Linked DNA regions of Homo sapiens: region 1 is linked to region 2. Evidence: read pairs that join two places in POLR2A ChIA-PET (ENCODE). Cell type or tissue: GM12878. All regions are shown on one strand. Each heading gives the region's core, and the rest is flanking DNA. Links, peaks and the distances in the headings are about the cores only. Region 1 overlaps INPP4B (inositol polyphosphate-4-phosphatase type II B). Region 2 overlaps INPP4B (inositol polyphosphate-4-phosphatase type II B).

Evidence for each region. ChIA-PET counts read pairs that join two places held together with the same protein. Peaks named below come from ENCODE experiments on the same cell type or tissue, not always from the same donor. Only the 100,000 strongest peaks of a DNase experiment are listed, where the experiment ranks them.
Region 1: POLR2A ChIA-PET joins it to region 2 with 7 read pairs; 4 of 35 experiments call an interaction of 5 or more read pairs at or near these places.

Annotation. Positions count from the first base shown.
Region 1 is chr4:142,638,121-142,654,345 of GRCh38, reverse strand. All of the region lies in intron 2 of INPP4B (inositol polyphosphate-4-phosphatase type II B), which reads left to right. All of the region lies in intron 2 of LOC101927613 (a long non-coding RNA gene), which reads right to left. Among named protein-coding and RNA genes, the nearest start is that of INPP4B, 200 kb to the left of the region's middle. In GM12878, for the core only: no CTCF peak of the experiment used is centred there; no DNase peak of the experiment used is centred there.
Region 2 is chr4:142,566,415-142,582,639 of GRCh38, reverse strand. All of the region lies in intron 2 of INPP4B (inositol polyphosphate-4-phosphatase type II B), which reads left to right. The region is part of intron 1 of LOC101927613 (a long non-coding RNA gene); the gene reads right to left. Among named protein-coding and RNA genes, the nearest start is that of INPP4B, 270 kb to the left of the region's middle. RefSeq lists an enhancer at 8,023-8,122. In GM12878, for the core only: no CTCF peak of the experiment used is centred there; a DNase peak (open chromatin) is centred at 8,101.

The sequences.
Region 1 (16,225 bases), core at 6,376-11,375, 71 kb before region 2:
AGTGCACAATGTGCAGTTTTCATACATAGGTATACATGTGGCATGTTGGTTTGCTGCACCCATCAACTCGTCATTTACATTAGGTATTTCTCCTAATTCTATCCCTTCCCGAGCCCCCTACCCACTAACAGGCCCTGGTGTGTGATGTTTCCCTCCCTGTGTCTTAAGTGTTCTCATTGTTCAATTCCCACCTGTGAGTGAGAACATGTGGTGTTTGGTTTTCTGTCTTTGTGACAGTTTGCTGAGAATGATGGTTTCCAGCTTCATCCATGTCCCTACAAAGGACATGAACTCATCATTTTTTATGGCTGCATAGTATTCCATGGTGTATATGTGCCACATTTTCTTAATCCAGTCTATCATTGTTGGACATTTGGGTTGGTTCCAAGTCTTTGCTATTGTGAATAATACCACAGTAAACATATGTGTGCATGTGTCTTTATAGTAGCATGATTTATAATCCTTTGGGTATATACCCAGGAATGCGATCGCTGGGTCAAATGGTATTTCTAGTTCTAGATCCTTGAGGAATTGCCACACTGTCTTCCACAATGGTTGAACTAATTTACACTCCCACCAATAGTGTAAAAGCATTCCTATTTCTCCACATCCTTTCCAGCACCTGTTGTTTCCTGACATTTTAATGATTGGCATTCTAATTGGTATGAGATGGTATCTCATTGTGGTTTTGATTTGCATTTCTCTGGTGACCAGTGATGATGAGCATTTTTTCATGTGTCTGTTGGCTGCATGAATGTCTTCTTTTATGAAGTGTCTGTTCATATCCTTTGCCCACTTTTTGATGGGGTTGTTTTTTTCTTGTAAATTTGTTGGAGTTCTTTGTAGATTCTGGATATTAGCCGTTTGTCAGATGGGTAGATTGCAAAAATTTTCTCCCATTCAGTAGGTTGTCTGTTCACTCTGATGGTATTTTATTTTGCCGTGCAGAAGCTCTTTAGTTTAATTAGATCCCATTTGTCAATTTTGGCTTTTGTTGCCATTGCTTTTGGTGTCTTAGTCATGAAGTCCTTGCCCATGCCTATGTTCTGAATGGTATTGCCTAGGTTTTCTTCTAGGGTTTTTATGGCTTTAGGTGTAACATTTAAGTCTTTAATCCATCTCAAATTCAGTTTTGTATAAGGTGTAAGGAAGGGATCCAGTTTCAGCTTTCTGCATATGGCTAGCCAGTTTTCCCAGCACCATTTATTAATAGGGGATCCTTTCCCCATTTCCTGTTTTTGTCAGGTTTGTCAAAGATCAGATGGTTGTAGATGTGTGGTGTTATTTCTGAGGACTCTGTTCTATTCCATTGGTCTATAAATCTGTTTTGGTACCAGTACCATGCTGTTTTGGTTACTGTAGCCTTGTAGTATAGTTTGAAGTCAGGTAGCATGATGCCTCCAGCTTTGTACCTTTTGCTTAGGATTGTCTTAGGATTGTCTTGGCAATGCAGGCTCTTTTTTGGTTCCATATGAACTTTAAAATAGTTTTTTCCAATTCTGTGAAGAAAGTCATTGGTAGCTTGATGGGGATGGCACTGAATCTATAAATTACCTTGGGCAATATGGCTATTTTCACAATATTGATTCTTTCTATCCATGAGCATGGAATGTTCTTCCATTTGTTTGTGTCCTCTTTTATTTCGTTGAGCAGTGGTTTGCAGTTCTTCTTCAAGAGGTCCTTCACATCCCTTGTAAGTTGGATTCCTAGGTATTTTATTCTCTTTGTAGCAATTGTGAATGGGAGTTCACTCATGATTTGTCTGTTTGTTATTGGTGTTTAGGAATGTTTGTGATTTTTGCACATTGATTTTGTATCCTGAGACTTTGCTGAAGTTGCTGATCAGCTTAAGGAGATTTTGGGCTGAGTTGATGGGGTTTTCTAAATATACAATCATGTCCTCTGCAAACAGGGACAATTTGACTTCCTCTTTTCCTAATTTAATACCCAAATTTCTTTCTCTTGCCTGATTGCCCTGGCCAGAACTTCTAACAGTATGTTGAATAGGAGTGGTGAGAGAGGGCATTCTTGTCTTGTGCTGGTTTTCAAAGGGAATGCTTCCAGTTTTTGCCAATTGAGTGTGATATTGGCTATGGGTTTTTCATAAATAGCTCTTATTATTTTGTGATACATTCCATCAATACCTAGTTTATTGAGAGTTTTTAGCATGAAGGGCTGTCGAATTTTGTCGAAGGCCTTTTCTGCATCTATTGAGATAATCATGTGGCTTTTGTCATTGGTTCTGTTTACGTGATGGATTACGTTTATTGATTTGTGTATGTTGAACCAGCCTAGGATACCAGGGATGAAGCTGACCTGATAGTGGTGGATAAGCCTTTTGATGTGCTGCTGGATTGAGTTTGCCAGTATTTTATTGAGGATTTTTGTATCGATGTTCATCAGCGGTATTGGTCTAAAATTCTTTTTTTGTTGTGTCTCTGCCAGGCTTTGGTATCAGGATGATGCTGGCTGCATAAAATGAGTTAGAGAGGATTCCTTCTTTTTCTGTTGATTAGAATAGTTACAGAAGGAATGGTACCAGCTCCTCTATGTACATCTCATAGATTTCAGCTGTGAATCTACCAGGTGCTGGACTTTTTTTTGGTTGGTAGGCTGTTAATTATTGCCTTAATTTCATAGTCTGTGATTGGTCTATTCAGAGATTCGATTTCTTCCTGGTTTAGTCTTGGGAGGGTGTATGTGTCCAGGAACTTATCCATTTCTTCTAGATTTTCTAGTTTATTTGCGTAGAAATGTTTACAGTATTCTCTGATGGTAGTTTGTATTACTGTGGGATCGGTGGTGATATCCCCTTTATCAGTTTTTATTGCATCTATTTGATTCTTCTCACTTTTCTTCTTTATTATTCTTGCTAGTGGTCTATCAATTTTGTTGATGTTTTCAAAAATCCAGCTCCTGGATTCATTTATTTTTTGAAGAATTTTTTATGTCTCTATCTCTTTCAGTTCTGCTCTGATCTTAGTTATTTCTTGCCTTCCACTAGCTTTTGAATTTGTTTGCTCTTGCTTCTCTAGTTCTTTTAATTTTGATGTTAGCTGTCAATTTTAGATCTTTCCTTCTTTCTCTTGCAGGCATTTTAGTGCTATAAATTTTCCTCCAAACATGGCTTTAGCTGTGTCCCAGAGATTCTGGTACATTGTCTCTTTGTTCTCATTGATTTCAAATAACATTTTTATTTCTTCCTTAATTTTGTTATTTACTCAGTAGTCATTTAGGAGCAGGATTTCAGTTTCTATGTAGTTGCACAATTTTGAGTGAGTTTCTGAATCCTGAGTTCTAATTTGATTGCACTCTGTTCTGAGAGACTGTTTGTTGTGATTTCTGTTCATTTGCATTTGCCAAGGAGTGCTTTACTTCCAATTATGTGGTCAATTTTAGAAGAAGTGTGATGTGGTGCTGAGAAGAATGCATATTCTGTTGATTTGGGCTGGAGAGTTCTGTAGATGTCTATTAGGTCCGCTTGATCCAGAGCTGTGTTCAAGTCCTGGATATCCTTGTTAACCTTCTGTCTCGTTGATCTGTCTAATATTGACAGTGGGGTGTTAAAATCTCCCATTATTCTTGTGTGGGTGTCTAAATCTCTTTGTAGATCTCTAAGGACTTGCTTTATGAATCTGGGTGCTCCTGTGTTGGGTGCATATATATTTAGGATAGTTAGCTCTTCTTGTTGAATTGATCCCTTTACCATTGTGTGATGGCCTTCTTTGTCTCTTTTGATCTTTGTTGGTTTCAAGTCTATTTCATCAGAGACTAGGATTGCAACCCCTGCCTTTTTTTTTTTTACTTTCCATTTGAAGGTAGATCTTCCTTTATCCCTTTATTTTGAGCCTATATGTGTCTCTGTACCTGAGATGGGTCTCCTGAATACAGCACACTGATGGGTCTTGACTCTTAATCCAATTTGCCAGTCTGTGTCTTTTAATTGGGGCATTTAACCCATTTACATTTAAGGTTAATATTGTTATGTGTGAATTTGATCCTGTCATTATGATGTTAGCTGGTTATTTTGCCTGTTAATTGATGCAGTTTCTTCATAGCATCAATGATCTTTACAATTTGGCATGTTTTTGCAGTGGCTGGTACCAATTGTTTCTTTCCATGTTTAGTGCTTCCTTCAGGAGCTCTTGCAAGGCAGGCCTGGTGGTGACAGAATCTCTCAGCATTTGCTTGTCTGTAAAGGATTTTATTTCTCCTTCTCTTATGAAGCTTAGTTTGGCTGGATGTGAAATTCTGGGTTGAAAATTATTTTCTTTAAGGATGTTGAATATTAGCCCCCACTCTATTCTGGCTTGAAGGGTTTCTCCTGAGAGATCCACAGTTTGTCTGATGGGCTTCCCTTTGTGGGTAACCCAACCTTTCTCTCTGGCTGCCCTTAACATTTTTTCCTTCATTTCAACCTTGGTGAATCTGACAATTATGTGTCTTGAGGTTGCTCTCCTCGAGGAGTATCTTTGTGGTGTTCTCTGTGTTTTCTGAATTTGAATGTTGGCCTGCTTTGCTAGGTTGGGGAAGTTGTCCTGGATAATATCCTGAAGAGCGTTTTTCAACTTGGATCCATTCTCCCCATCACTTTCAGATATATCTATTAAACATAGATTTGGTCTTTTCACATAGTCCTGTATTTCTTGGAGGTTTTGTTCATTTCTTTTTACTCTTTTCTTCTCTAACCTTTTCTTCTCACTTCATTTCATTAATTTGATCTTCAATCACTGATACTCTTTCTTCCACTTGATGAAATCAGGTATTGAAGCTTATGTATGCATCACGAAGTTCTTGTGCCATGGTTTTTAGCTCCATTTAAGGTCTTCTCTACACTGTTTATCCTAGTTAGCCTTCCATATAACCTTTTATCAAGGTTTTTAGCTTACTTGCAATGGGTTTGGACATGCTTCTTTAGCTCGGAGAAGTTTGTTATTACCGACCTTCTGAAGCCTACTTCTGTCAACTTGTCAAAGTCTTTCTCTCTCCAGCTTTGTTCCATTGCTGGCAAGGAGCTGAGATCCTTTGGAGGAGAAGAGGCACTCTGGTTTTTAGAATTTTCAGCTTTTCTGTTCTAGTTTCTCCCCATCTTTGTGGTTTTATCTACCTTTGGTCTTTGATGTTGGTGACCTACAGGTGGGGTTTTGGTGTAGATGTCCTTTTTGTTGATGTTGGTACTATTCCTTTCTGTTTGTTAGTTTTCCTTCGAACAGTCAGGTCCCTCAGCTGCAGGTCTGTTGAAGTTTGCTGGAAGTCCACTCCAGACCCTGTTTGCCTGGGTATCACCAGCAGAGGCTGCAGAACAGCAACTATTGCAGAACAGCAAAAATTGCTGCCTGATCCTCCCTCTAGAAGCTTTGTCCCAGAGGGGCAGCCACCTATATGAGGTGTCTGTCGGCCCCTACTGGGAGGTATCTCCCCATTTGGCTACACAGGTGTCAGGAACCCACTTGAGGAGGCATTCTGTCCATTCTGAGAGCTCAACCACCATGCTGGGAGAACTACAGCTGTCTTCAGAGCTGTCAGACAGGGACGTTGCTGCCTTTTGTTCAACTATGAACAAAAAAGAAGCTGTCTGCTGCCTTTTCTTCAGCTATGTCCTGCCCAAAGAGGTGGATTCTATAGAGGCAGTAGTCCGTGCTGAGCTGTGGTGGGCTCCGCCCAGCCCAGTTTGAGCTTCCTGGCCACTTTGTTTACCTACTCAAGCCTCAGCAATTGCGGACACCCCTCCCCCAACCAGGCTGCTGCCTCGCAGTTTCATCTCATATTGCTGCACTGGCAGTGATTAAGGTTTCGTGGGTGTGGGACCCACTGAGCCAGGCATAGGAGAGAATCTCCTTGTCTGCTTGTTGCTAAGACCTTGGTAACAGCACAGTATTCATACAGGAGTGTCCTGTTTTTCCAGGTACAGTCTGTCACAGCTTCCCTTGGGTAGGAAAGGGAAATACCCCAACCCCTTGTGCTTCCTGGGTGAGGCAATACCCCACCCTGCTTTGGCTCACCCTCCATGGGCTGCACCCACTGTCCAACCAGTCCCTGTGAGATAAACCAGGTACCTCAGTTGGAAATGCAGAAATCACCCATCTTCTGCATCGATCATGCTGGGAGCTGAAGACCAGAGCTGTTCCTATTTGGCCATCTTGGAAGGCACTTTCATATTTTTCTGCTAACCTATGCCAATGCAGTTTCATAGCCTTGCAGTGGAGGCAAATGTTACTTAGGGAAACTAACCCAGGAAATACTTTTTTGTGGAGGAGATGGTGAAGAGAAGCAGTGAGTTCCTTTCTAAGAAATTAATTTTAACTCGTTTCAGATTTTGTGTCATTTGGAAGTTTAGAGTTGAACTCGGATTGAATGGTGGAGGAAAAGAGAAAGAGAACGAAAAGGAGGAGGAAATGTGCATGTACACAGTCAATCAACTGATAGTCACTTACTACAAACGGTGGAAAACAACGGTAGAACAAAAGAAAGTAACCTTCATTAGCATCTGCTTTGGGCAAAGCCCTGAGCGTGATGCTTTATATCTGCAGTCTTACTTGATTCTTACATTAATCAGCATGGGAGATATCATTACCTCCAAATTGCCTGTAAGAAAACTGGAGAAGTAATTTGCTTCAGCTGACTATGCTGATAAGGGAAAGAGGGGATTAGAATTCAGATCCGTTTCAATGTTCATGCCCTTTTAGCTGCACTGTGCTCCCTCTCTCTAGCTAGGTATTTTTGAATTTACTGGTCTCACACATGGTTATCAGCAAGCAGGGAAGAAAGAAAACACCTCTGGGGACACTGTCTATTTCTCCACACACAATTGGGCAGGCGTTAGGCACCATTGTGGTGGGTGAGCATTGTCTTCCATCCCCTCAAGTTATCATTGATGGCCTTTTCACTCTTTGTTGGCATACTTCTTCCTTCATGCCCTCTATCTTCTTGTACCAATAAAAATAGGAAAGGGTTGGTGTCAGGCATTATATGCGCAGGTTTCAATCCTTGCATTAACTGAATTTCATTTCCAAATTATTATTTTTAAAGTAATACATGTGCTTAGTTAAAATTTACCTGAAGATACAACAACAATGATAAAAAACCAGTAGGCCCTGCTCTACCCTTCCTGGACCCTGATTCTCATGTTTCTGAGGGAAATATGGTCAACTGCTTCAGCCATTTATTTTGGTATTTTCTTCTTTTTTCCTTAGTAACAGGCCTACTCAGCTGCATCTTTATTTATGCTCTTAATTTTAAGCATTATCTATTAACTTCTCTTTATGGAAAATTATCCTTATTTAGGCCCAAGATTTTCCCCTATACAAAAATTTTTATCCACCAGTAAAGTTATAATTACAGTCCTCAGTGAAATCATTGTATTGTGTTTACAGTTTAACATGTTGCTCACAGGTGAGCCACCTAGTATGTTAAAATTTCATTCCTTTTTGTGTAAATCTTTCTATTTTCCTTGGTGTTAATAACTGCTGTGTTTGGTTTGCTTAGTTTTGTATGGTCCAAACTTCTCAAGAGCACCCTTGCTCCTTAGAGAGGGCCTTCCTGGAGCACTCTGTCCTGGTTTCAATCTAGATTGGTTACTTTCTACACCTGAAGTCCAGTGGTCCTGCAATTTCCTCTCCCTGAGGGATTTCTTTGCACTTTTCTTTGTTGCAATTCCTGTTACCTGAACCTGTCATGTTCTGCATTTTTTGGTTTATGCTTTCATTGGTGAAACACATTCTCCATTATTTTTTTAATAAATGGATACTTAGGAAGTAAAGCCTTTGAATTCTGACATGTCTGAAAGTGTCAACATTCTGTCCTCATAATCAACTGCCAGTGTGGCTAGGACTAAAACATTTTTTCACAGAGTTTTGAAAGTATCACTTCATGGCATTGGAAGGTGTTTCTTCTAACATTCCAATATTGCTATAAAGAAATCTGATACTATGCTGATTTTGGATCTTTTGCCTGTAATCTTTTTTTCTTGTTTTTCTTCTTCTTTTTTAAAAATAGGATCTTCTTTGTAGCTGATAGTCTAAAAATATTATAATGACTTACTTTGATGTAGATTTCTGTTCATTCTCTGTGTTAGGCTGTTAGTTGTGTTAGTTTCTTGTGTTGATGTTTAAAATTTTTTTAAAAATCAACTTCATTGAGATATAATTTACATACAATAAAATGCACCAACATTAAAAATACCATCCAGTGGTTTTGATAAATGTATATACTCATATAACTATGACTACAAACAAAATATAGCAAGGGTCCATCATCCAAAAAGGTGCTCTTGTTCTCCTTTGCAGTCATCCTTCAGTTTACCCTGGCCACAGGATACTACTGATCAGGTTTCTGTTACTATAGAATCACTAACTGCATATTTGGGTCTCTTTCTGATTGTATAACACAGGTCTCTGTATTTTCATTAAAGTCCCAGCCTATGAAAATGTGTTAGTTTCTCTCTTCCTAAAAAGGATCTTTCATTTTTCTTATTTCTTCCTCCTTGTCGCTGCTTAACTTCTCAAGATGAGTCAATGCTTACAGTATTAATTAGGCCAGGTTCCATTTTGGGGGGAAAAAAGAAACCAAAATGGCAGTGGCTTATAGATAGAGTTTATTTCTGCCTTATGTAACAGTGTGAACAAGAATTCAACAGCTGATATAACCGTTCCAATGGCAGGAACTCAGACTCCTTTTATCTCATTGTTTTGCCAGCCTTAACATCCGGCTTCTGCCTCGTGGGCTAAAAATATCTCTGCAGCTCAACTCCTCATGGCTGTTTTTCTAAAAGTGGGAAGGGGAGAAGAGGATGTGGATAGCACAGAAGTTGCAAACATCACATTCTATTGGCCAAAATTTAGACACATGGCCACACATAACTGCAAGGAAGAGTGAGAAATATAGACTTATTAGGAAAGGCACATATCCAGCTAAATTTAGGGGTTTTATACTAAAAGAAAAAGGAAGAATGGATATTTGGAAACAAATTAATGCCTCCACTGCCTTGATTTCTGCTCAATTTTTTTCTGACTTCTGCCTCTACTGTTGTACTGACATTATCCATCCTAAGAGAACCTCTACATCCTAATGGTCAAATCATATGACTGCTTTTCAGTTGATAGAGCATTTCTTTTATTAAAATTTTGTCCAATTCTATTGATTATAAATTTTCTGAAACTCATTATCATCATTTACAAATGTCCTTACTTTTTGTATTGTTTAAATTGTGAGACAGAATTTAAAATTAACAAATGAGTCTTATTATTTAATACCTCTGTATATTTTTGTTTGTTGATGACTAGTAGCATACACTGTCAACAAAGCTTTAGATACATCTTGATTTTTAGTAATTATAGAATCAGATCTTAACATGTACTTTTTCTTTCTCCATAGAATAAATTAATACATAAAGCTAAGATGTTTGAGATGTTTCTCTTTGCTTTTTTTTTTTTTTTTTTTTTGAGATGGAGTCTTGCTCTGTCACTCAGGCTGGAGTGCAGTGGCCTGATCTTGGCTCACTGCAAGCTCTTCCACCACCCAGGTTCAAGTGATTCTCCCTGCCTCTGGGATTACAGGGACCTGCCACTACACTGTGCCAATTTTTTTTTTTTTTTTTTTTTTTTTTTAAGTAGAGATGGGGTTTTGCCATGTTGGCCAGACTGGTCTTGAATTTCTGACCTTAGGTGATCCGCCCAGCCCACCTCAGCCTCTCAAAGTGCTGGGATTACAGGCATGAGCTGCTGCACCTGTCCTCTTTGCTCTTTAAATTCAGTCACAGAATGAATAAAAATTTTTCCTGGAACTGAATGTTCTGTCACTGAAGTTAACTAAAGCTAGTTGACAATAATACCATTTTAATCACCAAAGTTTGGCAAAATAAAAAAATCCTGTCTTAAAGTTTTAGTAATCTAAGCAGAAGCCATTATCCCCTGATATAATTTCATATCTCTTTTTGGCTCATAATTTGAAAGATCTTGAGATAATCAGACTACAGTGATCCTGACAGGATAAGTGGAAACAGGTCTTCTTTCCTCCTTCTCGCCCTCCTCCTCCTCCTCCTTCTCCTCCTCTTCCTTCTCCTCCTCCCCCACTCCTCCTCCTCCTGACCCCCTTCCTTCTCTTTCTCCTCCTTCTCCTTCTTATTTTATTTTATTTTATTTTTTTTTTGAGACAGTCTCACTCTGTCACCTATGCTGCTGGAGTGCAGTGGTGTAGTCACAGCTCACTATAGCCTCCAACCCTTGGGCTTAAGTAATATTCCTGCTTGTCTCCCAAGTAGCTAGGACTATAGGCACCTGCCACCACACCTGGCTAATTTTTTTAGTTTTTGTAGAAATGGGATCACGCAATGTTGCCCAGGCTAGTCTGGAACTCCTGGCCTCAAATGATCCTCCTGCCTCAGCCTCCCAAAGCACTGGGATTACAGGCATGAGCCACTGCACCCAGCTCCAGATATTCTTATGCGGGGAGTTGATGTAGCTTTCCACTATTGTTTCAGTTTTCTTGATCATGCTCTGTTCTGGTGTGATTCCGAATGGAAAAATGCCATTCAGCACCATACTTACTATTTAATAATTTGTTTCTTTAAGCTTTTAAAATTGTATGAAATCCTCACTTAAACCTCTGCCCAATTAGCTATTAAGTATTTTCATGGTAAGCTTTGAAGAAGGTACAGGCAAATATGGCTGAGCTGGTTATATTCCAAACAATGAAGTGAGATGAACACTGAACAAGGAGCTGTTACAGAGTTATCTTTTTCAAAAAAAGTTGAAATATAGCAAAATATAGAAAAATTCATAAAACAAAAAGCTTTCTCCTCAATGATTTATCAAAGTGAACACCCCTGCAACCATCATCAGGTCAAGATTGCCAGCGCATTAGAGGCTTGCTTTCACCTCCACTGAATTGCTCCCCTCCTTAAATGTAATCATTACCATTACTTTGTTTTATTCACATCTTTTGTTTTTCTTTATAGTTTTACTGGATAAGTATGTATCCCTAAATCACTTTATACAGCACTTTCTGTTTTTATCTTCCCTGTATATAAATATTATAAAGCATACACTATTCTTGTCTATCTTGTTTTTTTCCACAGTTTTTACAATATTCATCATGTTGTTGTGAGAAGTAGTTTTTAAAATTTTTGGCCCTGTTTGCAGATGGCATGATTGTATATTTAGAAAACCCCATCATCTCAGCCCAAAATCTCCTTAAGCTGATAAGTAACTTCAGCAAAGTCTCAGGATACAAAATCAACGTGCAAAAATCACAAGCATTCTTATACACCAATAACAGACAAAGAGAGAGTCAAATCATGAGTGAACTCCCATTCACAATTGCTTCAAAGTGAATAAAATACCTAGGAATCCAACTTACAAGGGATGTGAAGGACCTCTTCAAGGAGAACTACAAACCACTGCTCCATGAAATAAAAGAGGACACAAACAAATGGAAGAACATTCCATGCTCATGGATAGAAAGAATCAATATTGTGAAAATGGCCATACTGCCCAAGGTAATTTATAGATTCAATGCCATCCCCATCAAGCTACCCATAACTTTCTTCACAGAATTGGAAAAAACTACTTTAAAGTTCATATAGAACCAAAAAAGAGCCCGCATCACCAAGTCAATCCTAAGCCAAAAGAACAAAGCTGGAGGCATCACGCTACCTGACTTCAAACTATACTACAAGGCTACAGTAACCAAAACAGCATGGTACTGGTACCAAAACAGAGATATAGACCAATGGAACAGAACAAAGTCCTCAGAAATAATACCACACATCTACAACTATCTGATCTTTGACAAACCTGACAAAAACAAGCAATGGGGAAAGGATTCCCTATTTAATAAATGGTGCTGGGAAAACTGGCTAGCCATATGTAGAAAGCTGAAACTGGATCCCTTCCTTATACCTTATACAAAAATTAATTCAAGATGGATTAAAGGCTTAAATGTTGGACCTAAAACCATAAAAACCCTAGAAGAAAACCTAGGCAATACCATTCAGGACATAGGCATGTGCAAAGACTTCATGTCTAAAACACCAAAAGCAATGGCAACAAAAGCCAAAATTGACAAATGGGATCTAATTAAACTCAAGAGCTTCTGCACAGCAAAAGAAACTACCATTAGAGTGAACAGGCAACCTACAGAATGGGAGAAAATTTTTGCAATCTACTCATCTGACAAAGGGGTAATATCCAGAATCTACAAAGAACTCAAACAAATTTACAAGAAAAAAACAAACAACCCCATCAACAAGTGGGCGAAGGATATGAACAGACACTTCTCAAAAGAAGACATCAATGCAGCCAACAGACACAGAAAAAAATGCTCATCATCACTGGTCATCAGAGAAATGCAAATCAAACCACAGTGAGATATCATCTCACACCAGTTAGAATGGCAATCATTAAAAAGTCAGGAAACAAGAGGTGCTGGAGAGGATGTGGAGAAATAGGAACACTTTTACACTGTTGGTGGGACTGTGAACTAGTTCAACCATTGTGGAAGTCAGTGTGGTGATTCCTCAGGGATCTAGAACTAGAAATACCATTTGACACAGCCAAATCATTACTGGGTATATACCCAAAGGACTATAAATCATGCTGCTATAAAGACACATGCACACGTATGTTTATTGCAGCACTACTCACAATAGCAAAGACTTGGAACCAACCCAAATTGTCCAATGATAGACTGGATTAAGAAAATGTGGCACATACACACCATGGTATACTATGCAGCCATAAAAAAGGATGAGTTCATGTCCTTTGTAGGGACATGAATGAAGATGGAAACCATCATTCTCAGCAAACTGTCGCAAGGATAAAAAACCAAACACCGCATGTTCTCACTGATAGCTGGGAACTGAAAAATGAGAACACTTGGACACAGGAAAGGAAACATCACACAACGGGGCCTGTTGTGGGGTGGGGGGAGGGGGTAGGGATAGCATTAGGTGGTATACCTAATGTAAATGACGAGTTAATGGGTGCAGCACACCTACATGGCACATGTATATATGTGTAACAAACCTGCACATTGTGCACATGTACCCTAGAACTTAAAGTATAATAAATATATATAAAATGAAAAAAATAAAAGTTTTGGTGCTGTATAGCATTTTCTTGTATGAATAGACCACATTTTAGCAATCTAGTAGTTTGTTGATGAATATTTGCTGTTTCAGTTGTTTCCAGTTGTGACAATTACAGACAGTGCTGCTGTAACATTCTTGTGCATGTCTCTTGGGGCTCGTGTATGTGCATTTATGATAGTATTATACCTAGGAGTGCAATTATTACATCTTAGGTTATGTTTACCTGCAACGTTAGCAGATATTGCCAAACAGTTTTCCAAAATGATACTGATTTATATTCCTATCAGCAGCAGTAAGTCAGAGTTCTTACTACTTCACATCTTCATCCAAATTTGTGATTCAAAGCCTTTTTAAATTTTAGCCAATCTGCTGAGTGTCTAGCAGTATCTCATTATAGTTTTAATTAGCATTTCCATGATTATTAATGAGCTTGAGTACTTTTTCATATGATTATTGACAATTTGGCTATCTTTTTTTTTTGAAAATGCTTTTCAAAGTCCCTTGACCTTTTTTCTATTATGTTGTCTATTTTAATTGTTAGGAATTATTGGTTGTATGTGTTGCGAATGTCTTATCTAGCTTTCTGACTTGCCTCTTTACTGTCTTAATGTGAACCTTGATAAATAAAAATTTTTAATTTATCTCTAATTTCTTTATGTTTGGTGCTTTTTAAATTCTTGTAAGGAATTTTTCCCTTTGCTAAATTGTTGATGTTATATCCCTGTATATTATATTTTAGGACCTTTGCTATTTTAAATTTTATATTTAGATATTTTTTATATCAGTATCCAACTGTCCTAGTACAAATAGTGAAAATAATCATTACCCTACAGCTCTACAGTGTCAACTTCCTCATAATTCAACTATCCATATATTAATTATTCCATTTATTCCACTTACCTATTCATTTGTGCCTTGTACCAGTACCACATAATTTTAATTACTGTAGGTTTTTAATAAGTCTTAATTTCCAATAGAGCAAGTCATCTTACCTTGTCCCTTTTTTTCAAGAGCATTTTGGTTATTTCTTTGCATTTTCATTTATGTTTCTAAATTAGTTTGTTAGGTACCATTGGAATATCTGTTAGTGCTCTTATTAAGATTGCATTGAATTGTAGAAAATATGACATTCGGTCTAGTTTGCCTAGTACAGTCACAGTTTACACCTGTTGCCCTCGTATCCTTTCTAGGTTAGTATTCCTATGAGGTTTTTCACCTTTTCACTATTCATATTATTACTGAATTATGATAAGCTAGAAAGGGTATACCTCACTTTGTAATTCTAGCTTCTGCATGGTCACATCTAGAAGTAGTAGTACCATTTGTTGAAAAGATTATCTTTTCAACTAAAGTAGATGAGATACATGGGTAGTGAACAGAATTTTCACTTTTACTTATGGTTTAATTGGAAAACTGACCAGCAATGATCCGCCTCTTTTTATCAATCTTTTTCTGTCACAATGCTAATAATACCTCTCATTCAAAGGCAACAAGCAGAATGCTTGTTGATGAACTGAACTCAAACACGAAGAGCTAGGAGTAGCTAACTCATTTTGATTTAGGGTCGTGGCAGAAAATTATTTGATTTTGCTGTCTCTGCAAAGCCGCCTGCCTGTGCCTTTGGTTTATCTAACAAATTCTGCCTTATGAAAATATTTGTCAAAAAAAAAGTGCTCTTCAAAGTGGCAGAGTCAATATTTATAAAAATATTTGGATATAGGTATTTTAATAAACAACTCTATGCCAAAAAATGTGATAACCTAGATGAAAAGGACCAATTACTACAAAGACACAATCTGCCAAAACTCACACAAGAAGAAATAGACAATCTGAATAAACCTATTTAATCAATAATTAACAACCCATTAAAACAGAAAGTTTTAGTACCAGATGTATTCTGCCAAACATTCAAGAAAAAAATTATATCAATTCTCTACAATCACATTCAGATGGTAGAAGCAGAGTACTTTCTAACTCATTCTATTAGGTCAGAATTACCTGAATATTAAAGCCAAAGATATTACAAAAAAAGCAACTTACAGACCAATACCTCTTATGAACACAGATGCAACAAAATACTAAGAAATCAAATCCAGTAATGTATAAAAATAATTATATACCACAACCAAGTGGCATGATCCCACGTATACAAGGCTAGGTCAGCATTCAAAAAACAGTCAATGTAATTCAACACTTCAGCAAGGTAGGAGAAAAACCATATGATCATGTCATTAGATGCCAAAACAAAAAAATTTGACTAAACTCCAACACCCATTCATGATAACAACTTTCAATAAACCAAAAATATTAGGAAACATCATCACTTGATTAAGACTATCCACAAAAAAGCCTATAGGCAGCATCATACTTAATGGTGAAAACGAGAAGCTTTTCCATTAAGAATAGACAACTAGGCCGGGCATGGTGGCTCATGCCTGTAATCCCAGCACTTTGGGAGGCCAAGGTGGGTGGATCACGAGGTCAGGAGATCGAGACCATCCTGGCTAACATGGTGAAACCCCGTCTCCACTGAAAAATACAAAAAATTAGCCGGACATGGTGGCGGGCACCTGTAGTCCCAGCTACTCTTGGGAGGCTGAGGTGGGAGAATGGCGTGAACCTGGGAGGTGGAACTTGCAGTGAGCCAAGATCATGCCACTGCACTCCAGCCTGGGTGACAGAGTGAGACTCCATCTCAAAAAAAAAAAAAAAGAGAATAGACAACTAAAATCAATGGAACAGTATAAAGAGCCCAGAAATAGACTAACATAGTCAACTGATCTTTGACAAGGAACAAAGGCAATACAATGGATCAAAGATGATCTTTTCAACAAATAGTACTACAATAACACAGGCAAAAAATTATTTTAGACACAGATTTTATACCGTTCATGAAAATTTACTCAAAATGAACCATAGACTTAAATGTAAAATGCCAAACTATAAAATGCCTAGAAGTGAGCATGGGAGAAAACCTAGAACTTAGGTATGGTGATGATTGTTTAGATGCAACACCAAAGGCACAATCCATGAAAGAAATAATTGGTAAGCTGGACTTTACTAAACTGAAATTTCTGCTCTGAAAGACAATGTCAAGAGAATGAGAAGACAAGCCACGGACTGGGAGAAAATATTTGC
Region 2 (16,225 bases), core at 6,008-11,007:
ACCTCCTTTCCTCTTTGGTTAGACCATTTTCTTTATAGATTGATTAAGCTGCTATTCATAGCTAGCACCATCCCCTTCATGAGTCATTGAATTCTTTCTGGAACATCTTGAGTTCCAGGTGACATAAATTTCAATTTGCATCTTTTCTGCCCAACTTCTCCCACACACATGAGAAAATATTGTTCAAGCATATTACTGAAAGTTTCATAGACCTCTAGTTACCTGGGTTTTTACCACCCACTTGAACAGAACCTAGGTAGAGGAAAAATAAAACTGCCTATGCTCCTTTCTCTTATATATTTTTGTGGCTTCACTTGACAGCTTTAATAAATGTAGGATACAAATTCCAGGTCCACTCTTGGACCTTTGAAAACTAATTTATACTTTAGTAACATTTACTTTTTTACAACCTATAGCCATTTGTGAGTAGATTTTTTTTTTTTTGTATCCATTAGATGATTATGTTTTCAGCAGATTAGGGAAATGAGTGGAGAAGGTGTTCAAGACCACTTGGGTTTTTACAGTAAGAACAAATTGGCAGCAGCAGGTGTAATGTGTTTGGGAAGAGAAGCAGCATGTACAGCATGTGCATGCCAAATTGCTAGCTAATACAGCAGTTGCTGGCTCCTACAATGCACAGTTGTAGCACATATATATTTTTTAAGTAGGTTTTTTTCCACGCTGTGATTAATTTTCTTCCATGTAACACAATTGAACAAGATTGTGAGCCTCTCTCATGCCAGCCATTACCTCTTGTACTTTCTAAATAGCATCTACAGCCCCATTCCCTGCCCCTGTGAATTCAGGATCAGATGGTATAGGAGTCTTATCATTACAGGTCTCTGGGATAATCTCATATGCAAAATGATATGCCTATACTGATGCTCAATTTAGAATAGTTGTGGTGCTCTGTTTCAGGTAATCTGAAGGAAAATGAATTATTGGAAATAATGATAATAGAAAGAATAGAACTTCTATCTATTTCTAATAGAAATGGAACTTCTATCTATTTCTAATAGATAGAAATGGAACTTCTATCTATTTCTAATAGATAGAAATGGAACTTCTATCTATTTCTAATAGATAGAAATGGAACTTCTATCTATTTCTAATAGATAGAAATGGAACTTCTATCTATTTCTAATAGATAGAAATGGAACTTCTATCTATTTCCAAAGTTCATGAATAATTGTTGTCCACTGACCTTGATGATTTGAAAGCTAGTATATCAATCAATAACCTATTAATTTGACAGTAACTTGGGTAGTTTGTTTGCTTGCCCTTGGTTTCCAATAGGACTTGGGAAGCTGGATCTGAGAGATAACAGCTGTGTAGAAATACTTGAGTGCTTTTCTTGTATAGCACAAAACTTGGAGAAACAGCCTCTAAAGCTTTTTGAGAAATATAAAATATGTACTTATTTTTGTCCTTCTGGATCTTATATCCTTTCTGCAAAGAGTAAACAAAAGTATATTTTTTTAACCTGATGCATTTTTCTCTGCTATGTTATTTTTGGTCCTTTTCTTTATACCCCCAAATAATGACAAAAGATGGCACTCTTTTGCCCCTTCAAGAAATAAGTCCACATGTATTTCTGACATATTTCTTCCAGAAATCTCACAAAGACAAAGTGAGAGAAGAGTTCTAAGTTACACTTTGCTCTAAGGATAAATCCTATACATATTGTACAATTAGGACATGTCCTGCACCTGGGCCAGAGTTCATGTAATAAGATATAGTTCCATATAACAATGCATGTATCAAGCCTGTTGAGTTATGAAACAGCACCTTGCAATCTACTACAGAAGCTGAAATTGTGTGGGAAGTGGATTAAATGATTTTGACCCAATTTATTTAATGTATCTCCCTCTGTCAGGTTTAACTTTATCCAGTAAAATAGAATAGATTCTGCCTTTTCTAAGTCTTCAAAAATGTCTCAGGCATTTTGGGGGTGGAGGTGAAGCTAATGAGAAAATCTGATTTTCAATACATATTTTGTCTTCTTGTAATATTTGAACACCAAAAATGGACCACATAAACACGTTCTTTGTAACCTGTGTTGGGTTCATTTTTCTGAGTAGAACTAACACCTAGATTTTCACCACAGCTGTCGTGTGAAGTCTTTAATTCTCAGTTCTCTCAAATTAACTATATCTCTTAATTAGAGATTCCTAAGAAAAATTTAACTATTAGAATTATCTCTTCAGATGCATGTTTAAAACAGGAAGTAACATAAAGAGAGAAAATTGTGTGTTGGGTTGTTTCATGTTAAGACTGCTAATATTTGCTGAGCACAATGTGACAGATACTAAGTACCTAACATTGTTTAACTCATGTAATCTACAAATGCAATAACCCTTTGCTGCTTTTGAAGTTAGAAAATTGAATCTTAGCTAGCACAACTAGTAAGTGGCAAAGATGGGATTTGAACCCAAGTATTTTCTCCCCACCCAGTCTTCTAGTCCTGGGGCCTACTTTCTTAACCACAATGCTCTCCTGGGTAATTCCTCTATGTGTCAGCTACTAGATGGCATCAAAAAGAGCTGGACTATTTTCATTCCACAGCTCCCTCCACCCCATTGCCTCTGTACCATATTTTCAAGTCCTCAAATAGAGCGAAGTCTGCGTATCTTCCCTTGGGGGTCTCTGCATTTGCTGGTTTCTATGTATTAGAGTTTCCCAGAGAAACAGAAGCAATAGGATATCTATCTATCTATCTATCTATCTATCTATCTATCTATCTATCTATCTATCTATCTACCTACCTATCTATCTATCTATCCATTCATCCAATCTATCTAATTTATTATAAGGAATTGGCTCATGTGATTTGGAGTCTGGCAAGTCCCACGATTATCTGAGTGAGTCAGCAAGCAGGAGACACAAGAGAGCTAAGAGTTTAATTCTAGTCTGAAGGCTGGCAGTCACGAGACCCAGGAAGAAACATGTTTCCATTCATGTCTGAAGGGGAGAAAAAGCCAATGTCCCATTCAGAGGCAGTCAGGCAGAAAGAATCCTCCATTACTTGAGGGAGGGTCTAACATTTTATTCTATTCACTTCCTCAACTGATTAGATGAGGCCCACTCACATTACAAAGGGCAATCTGCTTTACTAAGCCTACCAATTTAAATGTTAATCTCATCAAAAGCCAGCTGTATAGAAACACCCAGAATAATATTTAACTAAATATCTGGGCACTCCATGGCTTAGTCAAGTTGACACATAAAATTAACTATCATAGTTTGATTCGGAACCACTCTTCTTTCCTTCTTTGCACACTTGTCTCTTTCTTATGCTTTGAATGAGATATTTCTAACTCTGAAAGGCCATCTTTGACCACTCTGTATAAAACAAGTTTCTTCTCCCCTTAATCCACTGACATTATCTCCTTCACAGCATTTATCACTTTTTATAACTCACATTACAAATGAGATATGCATTTATTTGTTTACCTATTTAACACTTGCTTCCCTCCCTACTTCCCCCATTTAAATGTTGGCTGTATGAAAGTAGAGAACATGTAGACTTTGTTTTAGGAACTCTATTCTATTAAATAAATGAACGCAGATGTTCAATACAATATTTAACATGTTAGGTTTAGCAAAATTGTGGTTATGGTTTGTATGTGTGTTTGTCTTTTTTGGTAGAAATAGGCAATAAAACATATTCACTTTTTAGTTACAAGAGACCACAGTAACAGATTCCCTGGGAACTTAAATTTAAGAGGACTATAATTTCTCTCTGAGACTAAAATTTACATGAAAATGTAATAGATCACAGTCAAGATGGTTAAATCACTTTAAAAAGTTGTAGCAGTAAAGTGAGGTCCAATTGTAAGCTCATTCGTGTTGTATTATTTCTAAAGGACAGCATTTGTTAAGGGCTGAAATATGTCCCCCCATTCATATATTAAATCCCTAACCCCCAGTACCTTAGAAGATGACTATATTTGGAGATAAGGGTTGAAAGAGGTGATTAAGTTAAAATGAAGCCATCAGTGTGGCCCCTAATCCAATCTGACTCGTGTCCTTATAAGAAGAGGAAATTTGAACACACAAAGAGAGACCAGGGATGTCTGTGCTCACAGAGGAAATACCATGTGAAGATACATGAAGAAGACAGCCATCTATAAGCCAAGGAGAGAGGTCTCAGGAGAAAACCAACCTGCCAACTCCTTGATTTTGGACTTCTAGCGTCCAGAACTATGAGAGGATAAATTTCTGTTAAGTCATCCCATATTTGATATTGTGTTAGGCAGCCCTAGCAGACTAATACAGCATCTAACAATCAGAGAAAAGTTGGACATTCATAGAAAAATAAGATAGTCACGAGGCAAATCTCATCATTACGGGTTTAAGCATCACTCAAGGAAGAAAGACCACAGCGTGTGTGTATCCATCTTGTTGACAAGATTTTCTGTGATGAAGATGAGATGAATTCATCAGCCAATCTCAGCCTGATGCCCTCACATCTTCAATTTTTGTGTCATTCACAAAATAAACATCATTATGTATATGGCAGACAAACTTCTCAGAAGGCTCCCATAATCCTCAGCTCCGGTATTTGCACCTTTGTGTGGTTTTTCCCTCTCCTAGATTGTGAGTAGAACCTGTGACTTTCTTCCAACCAACAGAAATTGGCAGAAGGACAGGACTCACATGGTTACATGAGTGTAACATGTTAAGTAATATGTGTTTATGTTGCATGAGATGATAGCATCCATCTTGCTGGCATCTCTTTTGCTAGTTTTGAGAAAGTAAACAGCCATGTTAGGGAACCCATGTAAAAAGGAACTGCAGATGACCTCTAGCAGCTGAGGGCATCCGCTGACCAACAGCCAAAAATTGGTGATTTCCAATCAGAATAAGAGAGAAAAAGCCAGCATTTATTAAGTTCAAGGCACTATTCTATATGACGCACAAAAGCAAACTCAATTCTAAAAATGGATACATATATTATGCCCCTTTTACATATGAGAAAAGCTAGCACTGAAGGCTAAAATAACATGTACGTTTTTATAACTGGTAAATGATAAGGCTGGGACTTTTTGCTGACTTTCATATAGCAAAATGTCTTTCACAATACAACCAGTCTCAATCCACGACTCCATGAATTATTTTCTTCTTTCTCTTCCCATTTATATTTCCCCTAATAGACAGAAAAACTCTTCTAGGACAGGAACTGTGTTATGTGATTGTATGTTGTCCATAGAGAATAGCATAGAACTAGACATAAAAAATGAACTAAATTTTTTTGCAGAAAATACATACAATGGTATCTTACTGAGTATCTCTTCCTAATTCTGTCATCAGTGATCTCATGTTGGTAGGCTTGAAATTGGACATGATAGGAGGATTTTCACCACAGACACTGAACACTACACATCAAGGCTTGACTTACTGTTTTCTTGATTATCTAGGTTTAAGAAAATGGTGAACAATATGTTGATCATGCAGATTAAAGGTAAAAGGGTTTAGCAACACAAAAAATGTACATATAGTTGAATTGTAGTTATAGGTTGGTATGGATACAAGAATAGGCAAAAATCTAGGAAAGCATTATTAAGAAATCAGTGACTATATGAAATTTAATAGACTATTGGATACTTTATTACTTGTAAATTATGTGATACCTTTGTATCTGTAAGATTTATAATAAACGTATATACATATTTATGTTTACATGCCTATGTGCATGTGTACATGGACACATCACTCTTATTGCAAGTTACTAGTTTCTTTATAGCTTTTTAAGTAAAATGTTTACAAATAGCATAAACCTTACCGTGGAAAATATAGCACATTCTGTGGATATCTAGAAGGTTTGTTAAATACTGTTATGTTTAAACTGTTCCTTGTATTTGAACATTCTAGATTTGGATTTGATATTTGTATCGTAGTGGGTGTAGAGGGATCAGATGATAAGTTGTAGTGCAAATCCTTGAGTGTCATTGCAAACTACAGGTGTGCTTTTGGTTTAAAAGGTGTAACTGAAAGGGCCTTATAAATGACTGGTGCTTTTTTTCCCCCTTGGAGATATGATTATATGAATTTCTTTTATGGCTTTGGTATTTCTACTTTAAGTTATCTGTAATTATTATCTCCAATTGTCAATAGATATTTCTCATACTATATTTTTTTATATATTATTTTCAAGTGGAATCCATGGTGCAGATAAGGAAGTTAAAAAACATGTTAGGAAAAAAAAATTGGTCATAATGTAGAAAGACATATCTATGATCTTACCAGGTAGATTGCATAATGTTGAGGTAAAAGGCAACTTTTTATTTAAAAAATACCTTTTCTTGAAATGTAAGTGAAGTTGTACTTTGGGCTTAGTAGACACCATTTCCAAGGAATAAACACTTTTATTTCTGCCCTTTACAATTCTGGAACGTTCTGCTACTAGAATGCAATTCTACTAGATCAGGGATGTTTCCCTGCTTTTTTCACTGCCATATCCCAGCATCATGTAAATATTTGGTGCATATTAGAAGCTCAATAAATATTTACTAATTAAATGAATCAGCCCCAGGTAGATATTGAGTGGAAATGCAGCTGTGTTACTCGTAGGCTATTGGGAAATCAATAACGATATCTAGGCTAGTTAAAACACATTTGAACGTGGACTCTACAACGTGGTGTATTTGTAACAGCTATGAAAGGGCACAGGTGGGAATTCAATCTCTTAAATGTAACCTGAGCACAGACAATATGTGGTTTTGCACACAGAACCTTGAGTTACTTGAGTAACTAGGTAGGTGATATTTACAGTAACCAGAGGGTAAAAAGGATGTAATGGTAGAGTGTAATTATCATAGCTTCTTTTTTGTGACATAGCATTGTTTATGTCATATTTGTACTACTTCTGGTTTCATGTCAGCTTTTCAGGAAGATCTGTATTGACATGGGCATGAGATTGAAGCAGATGATACTAGCCAATAATAGTAATATTTATTGAGTGTTTCCAGTATGCCATCCCTGTCCTAAGCACTTTACACTCATCTCATTATCTCATTTAATACGGACGAAGGCTTTGTGAATTACCTATTCTGATTATTTCATCGTGTTGATGAGAAGTGAGGAACTCAGAGGTGTTTACATTATTATTTTTCCTTGTAGAGCTTTTACATTCATGATATAGCAGCAACAGAAATATATGAGACAGATAGTAAGGTATGGTGGAGAAAGTAGAAGGTTTATAGAATTAGCTAATTAATCTTTGTCAACTCACAACCCACCCTGGACCTCAGTCTTCTCATCTGTAAAATGACAACAGGTCTTCAAAATCCTCCGTAGTTTGATAAAACATTTCTATGACTCTTGTTTTGATTTTTTTCTTGAGTGAGTCCATCTATTCTTTCTGTCCAATGGAAACTTTTGTTCTTCATTTCCCCTTTTTTTTTCTTTTTTCCTTTTGTTTGGCCTCTCATCATGATTTCACGGCACTATGGGTCAAATTGGATTTGGGACTGAACTGAGAGCCAAATAACGTGGTTAACATTTCCTAAGGTCAACCATATTTCACAGTAAATTTTCCTTCTTTCGATCCTTATAAGAATTGAAAATCAGTTCAGCTAGTTTAAGGATTCACAGTGCTCTTGTTGGATAGCTCGAGACTCTCAGTGCTAGCGAAATGTTATTTAGGGAAACTGTTCTGGTTTCAACTAAACCTACATTTTCATTCATTCATCCATCCAGGCATTTCCTCACCCAGTCACATAACAAACATGCTCTGAAGCCTGCCTGTGTGAAGCTTCATTCATAGTGGGTCACAACGAGTGTTACCTGCCTTCCCTTTAGGGAGCTGTGCAGCTGAAGGCAGGGCACCACTGTATAAACAAACAAACAAAGGTATGCTAGCATGTTGAAGTAAGTGCTGTATAAGAAGCATGCACTAGTTATTATGGCGATATGAGAAAACTTGCTGAATTCTTACTAAAAGAGTCAGGGAAACTTTATTGAGGAGAAGATATTTGTGTTCAATTCTGACAATTTTGAAAAGTATTCTGTTGACACATTGGTAATTTTCTGTCCCCCAGTGAAAGCATAACAGAAAGTGACGTGAGAACATGGTGTTTCCGGAGAAACTCACTCTGTAAGCTTCAAGTAACTTTCTCTGGCCAGGGTAAGGCTGAAAGTGACTCAAGACAGCATTTAATGTTAGTAGGTCCTAGTCATAATGCCCACATGAGAGAGAAAATAACTGCACAGAATTCTGAAGGAAGAGAGACCATTACGGTCTGTGGCAGTGTGAGGAAGCTTGGAGGGAGTGAGGGATTTTAATTGGACCTTAAGCAGATAGAGGATTGTCAGAGATTTTAGGTCAGGAAACAGAATAAGGAGGCTGAAGAATACACCATGTTGAGATTGCAGAGTACAGAGGAGGAAACCAGTTCCCTCCATGAGTTTGTAACTGTGGAAGACTAGCTTTACTGGAGTGGAAAACTTAGCTGGAAACAGCTGGATATAATGTTGGAAATGGTGAGTCCAAATTTTGTAATGTCTTGAAAGTCTTATTAAGGCTTTTGGTATTGATGAAAGCAACAGTCCAAGAGTTAAATGGTTTGAGTTAGAATTTTAGCAATGGTACTTTTTACCCTTTGACTTCTGTCATGGATAACATCATATTTCCCCATCAGTTTATTTCAGGCAATCAAGTAAAAGAATATATATAATAAAGTAATTTGTATATTATAGAATTCTATGCAAATAAATAGGTACATAAGTAGCCAAGAAGTTTTAAGTAGAGAGATATGAGAAAATTGGAGAATGTAAACTGTCAATAGAATGCAAGGTAGATTTGATAAGGAAGAGATTAAAGTCAGGAAAACAGGCAATGGTGGCAGTAATCCAATATTGCGGAATGTGTTCAGTGGTGTTTTTCGTGACTGTGCTTAAGCTAAACTTGGTCAATGTGTGATTTAGCACAGGGAACCTGTAATGATGTGCTAATTTCCCACCACGCAACTGCATCCTTTTACCAAACTAATATGGCCCAATCGAAAGGTAATAGATGGAGGTTTTTAAAAATGGAATTTGAGGGTGGGAAGCTGACAGATACTCTTTTTTAGCACAGTAAGATTTAGAAACAGGCAATAGAGATCACTTATGTCTGAGCCAGGTATATGATTGATTTTTTGAATTTTCTTCTTTGAGCTAGAAAACCATGATATTCTGACTCAAGAACAAAATTCTCCTCTTCCTGCTGTACTATTTTATGTCTCTGATATGGATGCAAGACCTAAATGGTTGTGGGTCCTTGAGTATGGAAGAGAAGGAACGGTTTTTTAAAAGAAAAAAGGAACTGGGTAGCACAAAGTGCTGTGATGTGGCTTGGCTCTGTGTCCCCACCCAAGTCTCATGTCCAGTGTTGGGTAAGTGACCCGGTGGGAAGTGAATGGATCATGGGGGCGGATTTCTCCCTTGCTGTTCTTGTGATAGCGAGATCTGGTTGTTTAAAGGTATGTGGCACTTTCCCCCTTAGCTCTTGCTCTCTCTCTCTCCCCTGCTCCACCATGGTAAGATGTCCTTGCTTCCCCTTCACCCCTCTGCCATGATTATAAGTTTCCTGAGGTCTCCCAGCCATGCTTCCTGTAGCCTGTGGAAATATGAGTCAATTTAACCTCTCTTCTTCATAAATTACCCAGTCTCAGGTAGTTCTATAAAGAACTATTGTAATACATACAAGATAATTGTGGGGAGAGAAGGATATATATTTATGTATTTATACATCTGTATATTTATATATAATATATAAAAGCATATATATGTATATGTATTCACATCTATTGAGTACCTATTTAATGCTTGTTAGCTATTCATTGAATACTTACTGAATCTCAATTATGGTACTCATAAACATGGAAGATAATTATTGTTTTTCTCACATTGTACAATTAAAGAGGGGTACTGAGAGTGTAAGGATCTAATCAAAGAGTTAATAAGACATCATTAACTTATTATCTTTTATCTGGGAGCATTCTCACCCAGATAAAAAATTCCGTTTTCTGAAAAATCTCGGATCACTAAATCCTTATTCATTTCTCTCTATCCATTCCAATCCTACTACAAACTGAGAATTAAAGTCATTTTCTATAAATAATAACATGCAAATTTCTCACTGATTTGTGCTTTTTTCAAAATATAGTGTTGTGGTTGTTAGAAGCAATGTTGTGGTTGTATTTGGTGTCTTTCCAACTTCCCACCAACTCTTCAGTATCCTTAAGAGACCACTACACCAGTGTCAGTGTAACTTCTCACTTCTTACTGGAGAAGCATTCAGGAATGTAGATACCCCACAGCTCTCTCTGCAGGTGCACCTTGTTCTCAGGTTCTTTCTGTGGGTGACACAAATGTGCCAATGCTCAGCACTTCTCAGGAAACTTGAGGTAAAATCATATCCTTGCACTTTAGCTGTTGAGCAGAATTTCATAGTTTTACATGCCAGTGATACAGAGCTTTATAGACCTAATTGAATTCAACAGCAGAGCAGTGTGACAAGCAATCTTCAAAGACACAAACGGCTTTGGAAAGAGAAGATAAAAGTAATGAGACCTACTACTGACAATCCAAGAAATGAATCTTTAGCATTGGCTGTCTATGGAGCAGCAATATGCAACTGAAGAATGGAAAAAAATGGCGAAATATTCACAAACTTATTTTAGTAACCCTGGTACAAACCAAAAAAGCAATTTATTCATTTATTCGCTGATTTATTTAATTTGCAAATATTTACTGAGTGCTTTCTATATACCAGGCACTGCTAAATACTGAATAACAATATAGCCTTCAAAAATACCAATTGGCTAAAATATGGGTCTCAAAAAAAAATAAATAACTTGTGCTCTGTTTACTTTTGGAATAATCTTATTCAAATTGACTCTTTGCCATTCTTTGCCAAAACCCTCAAAATATCATTTTATTTAATTCTATAATTGTTAGCAAAACTTACTTTTTCATTTTTTGGGACAATGTTTCCAGTCTATAGATAGATGTGAAATAAAATTATTTTTTGCTTTTTTATTGCAAGGAGATAATTATGCTGCTTATGCAAGAATTTATAAAGACTGAGGACATGTAGTAAGAATAAAGTATTGTTATTAAGTGAAACTCAGAACAAAGTTTCTCCGGCATTTATGATTATATATAATCATTACTGGCCTACTTTAAGGATAAATGTTAATCAGTATATGTGAATAATGATTAGCTGACTTCTTTCATATAACCAAATTAAATGGAAGTTAATGGATAGGTTAATTTGCTTGACTACAGTAATCATTTCACTGTATACATGTATATCAAAACATCAAGTTTTACATCTTTACACAAATTTAAAACATTTTTTTAAATTGCTCAGGATAACTAGGTTGCTGGGGTTGTAAGTCAAGGTGTGGGATCCAGATTAAAAATGAGTGGGAGGAAGAGAAGAGAAAAATAAAGGCAGGAGCTGGGTGGATTGGAAGCTTTTCTGGGGGTGCCAAGGCCCTCTTCCTCTTTTCCTCTTCACCTTCTGCCCCACTCCATGCTCTTTTTTTTTTTTTTTTTTTTGAGAAACATGAAAAGACTGAGTGAGGACTCCTGGAATTCTTTGGGATAGTCTCATGAAAGGGTAATTTCATGAGGTAGGGGTAGGGTCATGAAAGGATACTTTTTAATGGGAGCCAGGGAGAAAAACAGCAAGGCAATTATAAGATGCAACCTTAGAATAAGAAAGAAGGTCTGATGGTAGACTTTGGGTTTTTATAGGGTAAAATATTAATATGTCTTAGGGGTGAAAGTGGGGTTGATGAGATGTAGCAAAAAAGAAATTAGGCTTGACATGAAAGGAGAAGGGAAGTAAAATTCATTAACATTAGGGTTGGGTGTGCTACAGGTATGCAATGGGTGGTGAAATCTATGATTCCGAGTTCATCTGAGGTCTGTAAAAGCATTTTGTTATTTGAAAAAAACAGTTAAAATGAGTTAGATTGTTTAAAAATTGCTAACAAATTTTTTTATTCTTCTTTAAATATACTTTAAATGGCTTAATTATAGAGCATCTTCTGGGTGTTAGATTTCTTATCAAGTTCAGAATCAAGTCAGATCGTGCCTTCATGTAGCTTATAGTCAATTGTAGGGTATTATCTCCCCACTCAAATTAACTAAAAATTATTTTTCAACCAAACTTTCCATTTGTATTTTACTCCTTCCCTACCCAATTAAAACACTTTAAGAAATGTTACCCCTATTACTTCCCAATGGAAAAAAAAATACAGTAAAATATTACTTAATTTTTTTATTGTGCTGAAAATTTTCAGTGGCTATAGGAACAAGTGTAATAAGAGCTGTAAGTTAATTTTCAAATGAATGTTCAGGGATTTAAAAAAAGAGGAAGAATATGAGGCTCTTGGGATATGGTTGTTTACCAAGAGAACATATTATTAATGTCATTGAAACTCACTTTATTATTGAGTGTGAAATGAAATACATAAAGAAGCAATGTTAGTTTATTTCTGTTGGTTCATAGACACAGAAAAATGATGTGACTTCTTAAGTATATATTGTTATTCTCAATAGGGAGGCACAAACTAATTTTTCTCTTTAGTTGTGTTTATTCTCTACTTCCTGCATTTTTGGAAGAGGGGTTCTTGTTGATTCTTGCACCTAGCTACTCAACTAAGTCAATAAATTATATTGGAGGAGGAATGGAAGAAAAATAATGTTGATTTTATTTTATTACCTATGTATTTTGTACACACAGAAAATTTATGTATGAGAGGTGGCATTTGTTAAATATATGAATTTTTAATGTATCTAATCACTGTATTCTTTGTCAGTGGTAAGAGGAAAGCATCCTTCATTTTTCATGCGGACCTTTGTTTTATATGAAAGCTTTTCAGGGAAGAAAGCACAAATTCAATGAGCTATCAGAATGCGAATTTGGATGTTAGTGATAACTTTTACATTGCAATGAATCTTCTTAGAATATAATCCTCAATTTTGAGTTATCTATACCTTAGAGAAATTTTTACAACTACATTGCAGAGAAAGGAGCTAATCACCAGCATACACGGTGTCAAGGGTAGAGATCCCGTTAGAGACTGCCTGAGTTTCAGTCCTATCTCTTTTGCCCAGTTTCTCCCTTCTGTAAAGTAGTCATGATAACAGAGTTCACCTCATAGGTTTGTTTGTTATGCAAATTCAGTGATTTAACATTTATGAAACACTTAGAACAGACTTGGCACATGCTTAGCACTACATGGTTGGCTGTTAATAAGCAAAAGCAAGCAAACCACTCCTTTGTGGGGTAGAAACATATTTCAACATAGAGAGGAATATGTTGTTTTTAGCAAAAAAAAAAAAAATCCATGTTTATTTGCAGTGGTAGATATTTTGCATATTCATTTGCTTTTCATTTTTGTGTACTGGTTTCCAATAATGTGATATTTTTATATTATATTTCTTAGATGCTGATATTATCCCCAAAACTTTTGTTTCTACTTTTTTGTAAGGCAGAGAGACAGACTGTGTATGTGTGTACAATTGTGTGCAATGTAGCAAATATTATTTCCCATTATTATTCATACAGGCTAAAAATTTACATAGTATATTTAAGTAATTTGTTAATCTTATCTCTGATTTATCTAAAACATTTTAGGTAAACATCACAATGTTTAGTTTAAATTCTAGTCTCAGCAGTTACATTTGAAAAGGTTAAGTCTTATGACTTGTCAGTATTAATAATCCATTTGCAATTACCATACTAATTTGTTCCATATGCCTATAAAATATTTCTCTGAGCTACTAAATTATCACCTACTGAGAAGTTAAAAATATCTATTTGATACTTTTTCCAACAGAGAAGCAATTCTGCTTCAATCCTGAGTGGCGCTAAATTGTATATTGAAATATATCCTATCAAGTAATATCATCTTTGTAGCTGTTAATTATATCCATGATTATCTAACAGGATTATTAATGTATTTTTTTCTGCTCTCAATATATCAGTGATGGCAAAGAGACCTTATTTTGAGACTTGTCACAGTTCTAATTTGGATATTTTTGGAAAAATACATTAAGTACTCATGTTTCATTAACTTCTTTGGATACTTAGATATGTACATGATATAAAATAAAGTGAATAAGGAAATGGTGATGATAACAATGAAGTCCAATATCTAAATCTTTTCCTTATTTCTTCATTTAATTATTGCTTAAACATTTCTAAATCCTATTTGTATATGAAGAAAAACAAGAAGAGTTCCATGCCAGCAAGCCGATATCTGGGTGATTCAAGCCTTCAGGTAGTTCTGTGGCAGACTTTGGACCTTGGTAAGTTACCAGAAGTGATGAAGTTTCAGGTCTTACAAAGTAAGGCCAGAGTTGGGAAACACCTTGAAAACGAAAGAAACGACTTGAGAAAAAGAACTTCCTTGGTAAGATCAGACTGCTCTTTCTCCCTGTAATTTATAATTCTGTCCAGCAGCAAGTGGAAAAAAAAAAAAGAATAAAAAAAGAAAGGAAAAGGGGAAAGAATAATCAAAGCCAAACTAGAATCAGAGGGAAAGAATGCAGAGGGGAAAGGTTCAGCCTTGAGCTCACAGTCTCTCCCAGTTTAGCTCTGGAACTGTAATCCTTTAATTGAAGCCTTGCTCTGTTCCAAAGCATTCAGCTCTTATTAACAAATCTCATGAACTATTTGAAAAATATGATTGTTTGAGCCAAGCAATGTCTTAGGTAAATTTGTGTTTTAATTGCAAGCAGCTAGAGTATGCCTTGAGACTACTTGAATTGGAAATGGTTTTCTTTTTTTCTTATTCATTTACAGGAGCGTAAGTAAATAAAGAGCAATAATGAAAAACCTTCCTTACAGTATGTAATGAACTCACATTCTTATTTAAGAATGTGATTACTTTGGCTGTGGTGATTTACAAAGTGCTGTGTTTATGTAGGAGATATGCTTTTTAAAGTGTACCTTTTCCCATATGTATATATCTATTTCACTGTTATTACAGGTATCAGAAATAAGAAAAAATATTTATTGAGATAAACTTACTTATTTCAGCATATATTTATTCAACATTTTCATGTATTACCTAAAATGAAGGATACTTCTCTTGTTCATTCTACCTTTTCTACAGAGGGGCTGAGCCTCCCTGCTTCTTTTAACTTCATCATCTTCCTTTATCGGAAGGCTGAAGGGGGAGATAATGAGCTAAAGAACAACTTTCACCACCCACTGGGAGGGAACTACTGGAAGAGTGACTAGTTGTAGTTAGTGATCAGCGACATCTGCCCTGCCCCTCCTTTCCTGTCAGGGCAGCTGTGCTCTCGGACCCAGTGTGTGAAGTGATGGGTCTTCTGCCCACCCTCTGACCTGACCTCAGTTGTGTTGCTGTGTATGGATTCGAATTTATTCAAAGGACGATGTACTTCTACAGTATAGTTATTCAGAATGCAACACTTTTGCCAATTTATATAGGAAATGAAGACCGAAAACTCTAGCTCCTGACTGCTCTTAAAATAGGCTGAGACCTAGTGAAAATTAAATTAATTATACCAATGTCTTTCCCATCTAACCTACATATAAATATTTGAATGTGCAGGATCAGATACCTGATGTGTAAAAGGATAGCGTTTGAGGGGATGGTCTCTGAGATGGACCAGGCTCTGACAGTCAATCACGTGACTATCAAAAACCTTACAAGGCTCTGAACGTAGTCCTTACTTCTATATAAAGCCCAATGGAACTCACAGATGAAAAGAGAGCTTCACTTATTCTTTTGCTTTTTTAAAAAATGAGCTGGTTATAACTTTGCACATAAGTCTAATTGTGCACTTAGAAACTGATAGTAATAGAGGTTTACAGTTCTTTTCAACCTCCTGGAGAGTCCCAATACACACAGAACATTATATGGGCCAAAGAAACTTCTGAACCTAGAAGTGGGGTTTAAATACTGATTGTGCCTTTTACTGGCTTTGTAACACTGGACAAGTTACATATTCTCTGTAAACCAAGTGTCACATCAAAGGCAATCATTCCTATGTGTTATCCCTCTTTCCCAGATAGCAATCTCACCTTTTCTGCTGCCTACTAGACATTCTCTTTAGGATATCTCAATAATACCTTCAAATATCTGCCTGAAACAGAACTCCCTTCTTTGAAAGTACAGGATCACATTCCTTCTGCTTCCATTGACTCACCTTCTGCATAGACACCCAGGTGCCCTGTTTAGTAAATAAG